Regions from separate parts of the Mus musculus genome. Here region 1 is linked to region 2. A link is a contact called in ENCODE Hi-C or POLR2A ChIA-PET data. All regions are on one chromosome and are shown on one strand. Each heading gives the region's core, a stretch centred on a gene start or an enhancer-like site at or near the end of the contact. The rest is flanking DNA. Distances are from core to core; before and after follow the strand shown. Region 1 overlaps Slc12a7 (solute carrier family 12, member 7). Region 2 holds the start of Slc12a7 (solute carrier family 12, member 7).

What was found. A loop is a pair of places that touch in the nucleus more often than their neighbours do. ChIA-PET counts read pairs that join two places held with the same protein, here RNA polymerase II (POLR2A).
Region 1: a map of heart shows a loop between it and region 2 (1.8-fold over the local background). The contact joins the enhancer-like site here to the promoter of Slc12a7 in region 2. A Hi-C loop is called at or near these places in 3 of 37 maps with a recorded cell type or tissue (CH12.LX and heart). POLR2A ChIA-PET finds 5 or more read pairs at or near these places in 3 of 5 experiments (Patski and embryonic stem cell).

The regions. Positions count from the first base shown.
Region 1 is chr13:73,801,669-73,806,110 of GRCm38, reverse strand. Slc12a7 (solute carrier family 12, member 7) reads right to left here. Exons shown (of 24, transcript NM_011390.2): 18 at 502-697; 19 at 1-82. Among named protein-coding and RNA genes, the nearest start is that of Slc12a7, 40 kb to the right of the region's middle. Within about 2 kb of position 2,155, at least 1 of the 3 ENCODE cell types and tissues checked has a DNase peak (open chromatin) inside an H3K27ac peak, as active enhancers do; it is heart, where a contact is called at or near this core.
Region 2 is chr13:73,761,573-73,765,706 of GRCm38, reverse strand. Slc12a7 (solute carrier family 12, member 7) reads right to left here and starts at 2,010. Exons shown (of 24, transcript NM_011390.2): 1 at 1,817-2,010. The coding sequence starts at 1,940.

The sequences.
Region 1 (4,442 bases), core at 906-3,405, 40 kb before region 2:
CGCTCTTGGTTTTGTGGGAATAAGTCAATGTTCTTGGCCACCAACAAGGCCTGATGTGCTGCTGTAGTGTCACGGACTGTGTCTGTGGAGAAAGGTATCCATGGGTAAGTTACCAAGGGCCAGCTGGACCATGGGGTCTCATGAGGGGATGAGCAGGGAGCTAGCTTCCCTCCAGACAGTGGGAAGACTGTCACAAGCTAAGTAGGCATGGTCCCATGAAGTCATCTAACCAGGGGGTGGCGGGGAGGCATCAAAGAACAACTTTCCATATCAGAGCTATTCCATCATCTCCAGAGGACAGTGTGTCACATTCTAGGAAAATCCCCACATGGGGACTGGGCTTGGGCATGAGAGGAGAGTATTCAAGAATGCAAACCTGCCATTTGCTTTTTCTGTAACTAACAACTTGGCCAGCACATTCCAAGGCCCCAAGTCTATATTTTCTGGCCATACACTTAGTGTGACAGTAACACTTGGGATGGGCATGGTTGCCACACCCACCTACAAAGTTCTTCCAGGAGAAAGGATTATCTGCCTCCTTCCAAGCCTCTGGCCAGGCCATGAGGACAGTGTTGTGTTTCATGCCACCGAGGCCAGCCGACTGGATCAGGTGGGACGCACCATCTCGCAGGTTGGAGGACACCACCAGCTGGCAGAAGCCCTTCGTCTTCTCTGCACTCATCAGAGACCGGATATTCTGTGGGAGTTGTGGAGGCAGGTGTTAGTACAGGATGCTAAGACACATGCCAGGGACAACATGCCCTTCGTCCCTACAGTGAGGCAGCCCCACACATATTCTTCTGGTGTGTCTGAAGACACCTACAGTGTACTCATACAAATAAAAATCAATAAATCTTTTAAAAAGAATAAGCATCCAACACTCATGGGCCATGCTTCATGGACCGACTTTAACAGCCTTTGAGGGAATGGAATGCTCCAGTAAGGGCTATCAGACAAGCCACCATGTCAGTCTCCACACCTGTCCACTCCCGTCATTCCATCACTATGTCAGGCATCTACCAGGACAGCTCTTCCCTCCCCAGAGCTGCTTAGGGACAATGGAGAGAGAGATTGTACGCTACGACTCAGGACACACCATTCACGAGTCAACAGCCTAGGGATGCTGTCCTTCTACAGCAGGCAGCCTACTAGGTCCTGTTGGGTGCAGGGTATCTGATGGTACCTAGAGGAACAGCCCTACTAGACTTCACACTTATGTGGACGGTGACCCTCATGCCTTTGCGCTCGCTCTCCCTTTTAGATCAGGAAGACCATGTGGTCACCGTCAGGCAAACGTTTTTCCACATCTCTTGGTAATAAGCACAGAGAGGAGTCCGTTTCGGTGTGGCCTGTGACGAGGTCCAGACTTGTTGATGCTTACAACTTTGGAGACTGCAGTGCAACGAATGTAGTTGCGTGGGAGGGAGATGTGTTTGGGGAACGAGGACAGTGACGGGTTGAATGGTGTTCCCAAGAGGGGTTCGTTTTGACCGTGCTACAGCCAAAATGGGGAAACATGGCCTTATTTGGAAAAAGTATCCTAACTGTTCAATGGGACCCTGAACTCAGTAACAAGTAACTCAGACAAGACGGAGGAAAGAGAGATCTGAGAAGGAAGGCAGCCATGTGGAGACAGGCTAAGCCTAGGAATGCCTGGAGCCCCCCCCCCCCCCAGCAAAGCCAGAAGAGGGAGAAAGTGATTTGAGCCCACTCTGCCCATACCTCAAATTTAGACTTCACCTAGTCTAGGTTTGCTCCACTGGTCACAAGACTCACTATTCTCCCTCCTTTGCCTGATTTCGACTGCCTCCTATATTGGTCCCACAATGACTGCCCTGCACTACAGTTCCACAACTAAAGCTGTACTGACAATACACACGGTTCCCAGCCATCCTTTCACCTCTACCCTTGCTTTGTGTTCACCTCCACCAACCACCAGCCAGCCATCTAGGGTAGACCAGGCTCACAAGAGGAACATGTTCCACTTATAGAATTCTGCGTAATTCAGAAACAATCTAAACACACTGTCCTAAAAGGGGAACATGCCAGTGATTGAGAGGCAGCCCAGGCGGGAGGCGTGGTCACAGGGACACAGCTGCTCCCAGGCAGGAAGGACAGTGCCCATGATGGGGGTTTCATAGGAGAAGTACTGGAGAGGCTGACTCAGCTCGATGGCATGTGTGTGGCAGGGCTACTCTGTCCTCCTATGGGCTGAAGCTGGCTAAAGGTCACAGCACAGAGGAACACTGCGGAGGACTGACCAGAAGGATATGCCTACCGTACACGGTACCTACACACCCCTGCCCTGGCTTTGTGATGCCTGTGTCCCTGACAAAGGCTGCAACATTGCTTTCCCCAGGCTAGACCCAAAGAGCTGGAGCTGGATCTTAGTTTTTGCCTTACTGCTAGAGAATCGCCTGCCCAGCCTAAGGTTTTAGAGGACAGAGCCCTGACCAGGCAGGAATCTGGTCCAGATAAGAAGTTGGCACATCTGCCAAAGCCACTGTGGGCAGGGAAACCTCACAGAAGAGGAAGACAGGACCCTTAGTTAGGGAAGGATAGGGTGACTCAAACCCTCAAGCCCTTTCATGCAAATGCTGCAGTAGAGGGAAAGTGATATTAACCCTGACATAGTAAGGAAATGCCCAGAACAAGCTTCTTACACAAGCTCTGATCACTTAAAATGAATGGCTTTCCCAAACTGTCTTCGTTTAATATTACTACTGATAGTCCGACTAAAGGGCAGAGCTCCATCAGGCAGGAGGGGCAGGTGGACCCTTGGGCAGCTCCTTCTGGCTTTTGCTGATCAATAAAAATGACTAATTCCAATGCTAAACCTTTCCTATGGGTACCAGGAGAGGCGAATACTTGGCTTCTGTTTCTCAACACATGTTCCTGATTCAGATTCTTTAGAACCTTCTGCCTAAAAGCAAATAGAGATTAAAATCATCCAACCAGGGTTTGAGTGTGGCTCAGTGGCTGAGTGAGCACTTGTCTAGCACATATGGGGTCCTGGGTCCCACCCCAGCACTACAGAATATAAATTAATCTAACAGACATACATGAGATAGCCACAGGAACTCTTTGGTTTTTGTTTGTTTGTTTGATTGATTGATTGATTGATTGATTGATTGATTGATTTTTGAGACAGGGTTTCTCTGTGTAGCCCTGGCTGTCCTGGAACTCACTTTGTAGACCAGGCTGGCCTCGAACTCAGAAATTCACCTACCTCTGCCTCCCAAGTGCTGGGATTAAAGGCATGTACCACCACGCCCGGCCACAGATACTCTTCTCATTTCTTATCAGAATGGAGATTGAAACCAGAGTCAGAGGGTCCCCAGCAGGCACTCACTTCAACACAAATACCTTTCCCCATGTTCTGCCAGTGACATCAGATAACAAACAAGAGTCCATGCACACCCTTCGAATCTGTCCAAAGGGTGGCCTTAACTCCAGAGATCCCCTCTAAAGTGTAGAGGAGACACCAGGAAAGGACATGAGCATACCATTGCTTAAAGCAGATGCTGGCCTTTTTTGTACCCAAGAAATATCACAGATAAAAACAAGAGCACCTCCAAGACAGAGCCACTCTCTCTCCCATAACAAAATGCCCCTCAGACCAGCTACAGGTCAGACACCAAAGGACAAGACAGAAAACCACCCATCCGTAAGGACTAGAGCTATGATGTTTAAATTCGTGGGTTTGCAGTCAGCAGCAGCCAGGGTTCGGATCGGAGGCTCCACATTCTAAGGGGCAACTGCTGGTTCTTTTGGAGGAGCAAGAAAACGATCCATCTCTTCTCTTGTCCTCTTTGATCTTGCCGAATCTCAAAGCTGCCTGACAGGCAGGCCGGGCAAGTAATGTCATCACTGAAAAAGCCACAAGATTGTCACTCCAGACCAGAGTTATCAATAGTCATTACCACCAATGCCCACAGTCAGTCCTCAGAATACACTCCACAGAGTCCACTCCACAGTCCACCCAGAATGGACTGGACTCAGAAATTGGGATGCAGCTTAGAGACACACAGACAGCAGGAAGCCTGAACGCACAAGCAAGACCAGATAAGGATAGCCATAAGAAAAATGCTCGCTGATCAACCCCTCCAGAGAAAAGGGTGACACCAAGACACGGCAGCTACGATGGAGCCTTAGGTAAGATCCACAAATATAGAGAGAGGAGTAAAAAAGGTTTCTGACAATCTGGGTAGCTGAACACTGGAGGTGGCAGGACCCTGCCTGGCCTTGTGAGGACAGCAGAGGCTGTAGATGGACATGAGAAACTGGTGACACTATTTGTTCTGTTTCTGCTTGGGCTGGAGGTTTCCTGTCACAACTGATCACAGAGAAATAAGAAAGCCTGTGTAGAAGAAGCCCAGGAGTTACAGGACCAGCAAATTGTGGGCAGCAGGCATCAGAGATGGCTCCAGTATGCTGTAGGA
Region 2 (4,134 bases), core at 761-3,260:
CAAGCCCAGGTTCAATCCTGACCAGCAATTCATTTAAAAAACAAAACAAAACATAACAAAAGTGGGTGTGGCAACACACTACTGTAATACAAGCAGTTGCTAGAGGCTCCAGTCAGGAGTTCAAGGTCATCTTCAGCTACAGATTGAATTCAAGGCCGCATAAGACCTCGTCTCAAGACAACTAAGGAATTAAAAGTGCATGCTTGTCCTCTTGTTAACAGTGCAAATTTCAGGAAGCCAGACAGTCACTTCCCTTCCTAGAAGCTGAATCCTCAGCCCTGACTGGCGTCAGGCACCACTTGAGAGTCCTGATACTGTAGGGAACAAGAAATGAATCAAAAGGAAAATTACCTCTGCCTGAGACACTAATCATATAGGACATCTGCAGAATTGTAGAATTGTCTGTCTCAGGCCACTGGGCACCAGGAAGGGCTTTGGGGGCTCTACTCTGGGGGTCTCTGTGATGCTGCTGACCCTCTTCACACTTCCCTGGCTGATGGACACTGAGTTTGGACTTCTAGATTCTGCCTCCACCTTACAACTGATTTTATGTGTTTAGCCAGGCAGCAGCCCTGAGACATAGAATGCTTTGTCTGTGCAGAGAAAGCTGGACAGTCCAGCATCTCATGGAGAGGGTCACAGAGTGAGACAGGCAGGCTGCGGACCTGGGCTAGGCCACTTCCGGGCCAGCACTCCTAGTCTATGAATGCAGGCTCCTAAAAGTATGGACTAGAGGAAGCGCAGTTTCTACTGCCTGTATTCTGAGCAGCAAAAGCTCTGATGCCATATATAAAAGATCCGTCCATCTCTTGAGGATTGCACCCTCTTTTCCTTCCAGACCCAGAACCTGGAGCCCAAACCTCCAATGTAAAACTTGGGGTAGGTGCAAGGCCAGCTGCAGCTGTAGGTCTGTGCTGGGTCCTCTCACCTATTAGGGCCTATTAGGATCTAGGTCTAGAAGAGAGTTGGAACAGGGAGGAAGCAGTCAGTTCAAGGTGACTTGCCATCAGCAGAGAGGGTGCTGAGAAGTAGGATGGAGAGAGATTCCCAGGCCCATCACCACCCCGTGGAAAGTGAAAGTGCCAGAGAGCTCCGGATCCAAGGAACAAAGAGCAGCAAAGAGAAGCCCGCGCTCAGAGTGCGCAGCCCCCTCCCCAGGCTTACACGGGCCTCTGTCCTTCCTCTAAGATCCCAAGGGAAGTTTGGCTGGTCCAAGGTCAGTGGAGGCAGATCTGGGATCCCAGTCGGATTTATCGGTTGACCACACTGGGCCATCCTGGAGCAAAAGAAAGCTTGCCCAGAGGAAGCTGTCCGTCAGTGAGATCACCCATCCAGGGGTCTGTACCTCCAGCTCTCCCAGGTACCACCTAGACACCTGGGCCTTCCCGTTCCATAGGTACCTCCAGTAGCTCTGCAACTCCTCCCTAGTCCCGTCAGAGTTGCCAAACCAAGTAGTTTCCGGTGCTCCAGCCTCGATGCTCCAGTCAGGCCATGCAGAGAGGTGGGAACCGCGCCCCCAGGGCTGACTGAGTCAGGCCAACAGGGAGATATGCAGCGGGCGCCTCAAGCAAGGAGCAGAGCACTGAATTCAAGAAACTGAACGAACAGGGCCAACAAACCACCAGCCCAAGAATCCTCTCCCGGTCTCGGGTCACTCCTCCGAGCCAGGCAGATACCAGTTGGCCCTTCTGACCCCTTCCCATCGCCCCGCTACGCGCCGCGCGGGCCGCCGCCAACCAACGAGTCAGAGCGGCCCAGCGGCAGCAGAAGGGCCCAGCCTCTGCCTTTGTCCCGTTGCAGGTGCGGCCAAGCTCACCCGGCGTAGGGGAGGTTTGATCCACGCTCTCGGGAGACTCGGGTTCTTCCGTGCGCTCAGCAGCTTCGTCCCCGGCGCCGTCGGCGCGCGCCTCCACCGGCACCACCGTAAAGTTCGTGGGCATGGCTCCGTTAGACTCTGCTGTCCCTCGCAGCCACACGCTGCTCCAGAGCAGCCGCCGGACTCCGGCGTAGGGGCGGGGTCCGCCCGGCCCGCCCTTGCCCGCCACGTGACCTCACCTGCCCGCCCCCACGGCTCGGGAAAAGTTTGCCCGGGGCGGGGTCGGGAGGCTTCCGGAACGACCACGCCCACCAGACGCTCCACCCCTTAAAACTCCGCCCCTGTAGCCACAGTCTCAGGGTTGCCCCGCCAGAGCCCTGTACCCTCAAGGACTCGGTACGCACAAACCCAACCCCTAGAGGCCACCGCTGAATGAACTGCCCACAGATGCAGACCTCCCTCAGCATAAGAGACACCAGTTCCTCCCCGCAGGACCGCGTCCTCCTCCCATTCCTACTCACAACACAGGCTCAGAGCCCTCCCGCCCTCCAAGAGCCTGTCATTCACCACTTCCACAGCTTCAGTTCTTCCATTCTCATTCCAAACTCCCGTGGGGCTCTTCTCCCACCACCCCACAGGTCATGGCTCCTTTCTCTCAGTTTGCAGCTCCTCATCTCCACCAACGCTGGTGATCTGGGCCCAGGCCCTGACCAGGTCAGGCTGCTAACCTAGGCCAGGGAGTAATGGCCAATCAGGGGACGCTGTGCACCCTGGGGTTAAGTAATCCCACCCAAGAAGGTCACTGGGCTCTGGGACAGGCCTAGCCAGCCAAGCCCGAGACTCTTTGTACCTGCTGGCAGGAGTGTTCCACGATCCAACCTGGGGAACCCTTGCAGCCCAAACTTGGAGGGTGGCAGTTCCTCCCTTTGGCTCCAAGGGCAGGTAAATTCCGAAGGTAGTAGTGACAGGAAGATCCGAGCAAAGAGTTCCAGAACACCACATGGTGGAAGTCACAGATCTTCCGGAATTTCAGGACCTTGTGCATTTTCAATGAAAGACTGGTGAAAAACTGGAAACAAATATTCTTCAAGAGAGAATGGAACTAAAATGTTAGGGTATCATACCCAACACATCCTACAAAAAGCCATAGCCCCCAGGTGCAACAAGTCACCCAAAACTGTTTTAGATGGTCAAAGAGAAACACAGGTGATATGCCTAGAGCTGCTCACAACCTGTGGAACAGGGCCAGCCAGGTGGCCTGGCCCAGTTCAATCAGGGACACGGACTGGAAGGCAGCTGCCGGACCAGTGACACCGCTGGGATAGGCTGAGATACGGGAGTTAAAGGGATTTGCATATCCTACCGATGAGAATAAAACATTTTGAAACTAACTCAGAAAAGCCATTTCTGGGAAAGCCCAACTGTACCCAGTATGGCCGGCTTTCTGCCCTCTGCCAGGAAGGAGCTTGGGGGAAACATGGGCCACTCAGGAATGGCCTCTTATACAGTTTCCAGCTCCTATGGGGGATAGGGCACAACTTGCTCAGATCATACTGTCACCCCACCTCCCTCCAGGAGCTATCCATAGCAAATAGGGAAGGGCTATCACCTGTTTCCCCTGCTCAGCTGGACCTTAGGTGGAAATAGTGACCACCTTCTCCTCCTCAGAACACCCTCCAGACTGGCAAACACTTGAAACTTAGGCTCAGTAGGAGAGGGTTCCTACCATTTCAGAGACCCTGGTATCATACCCAACACATCTTACAAAAAGCCATAGCCCCCAGTCACTTTCCCTGCCCTCCCCCTCTATTGTTTTTAAAGACAGGGTCTCATAGCCCAGGTTGGCCTCAAATTTTGATATAGAGCCAAAGATGACTGAATTCTTGATCCTCCTGCCTCTACCTCCCAAGTACTGGGATTACATACATGTACAGACATGCCCAGCTATAGTCCTTTTTACAAATGTGCCTGTCTCTCAGCCCCATTTCTTCTGGCTGACTGCACACCAGCAAGGTCTATTACTGTGGCATGATATCCACAGGCTGGGAACTCAGACAACACTGAACGCTGTACCCGGTGAAGCTAAGGAAGATTATTGTCAATACACTCAGGTCCACTGGGAGCTTGAGTGGGGAGGGGGTGCCCTGTGAGCTTGGTGACTTAGAGAAGGAAGAGCCCATGGAACAGGGCAGAGTAGCCTATGGGAATGTTTTAATCCCCACAAAGTTGAGATGCAAGGTTTCCATCAGCGCAGTATGGAGAGCCTCAGGACCAATGTCGCACCAGGTATTTTAACTTGAAAGAAAGTAAGCAGCGCG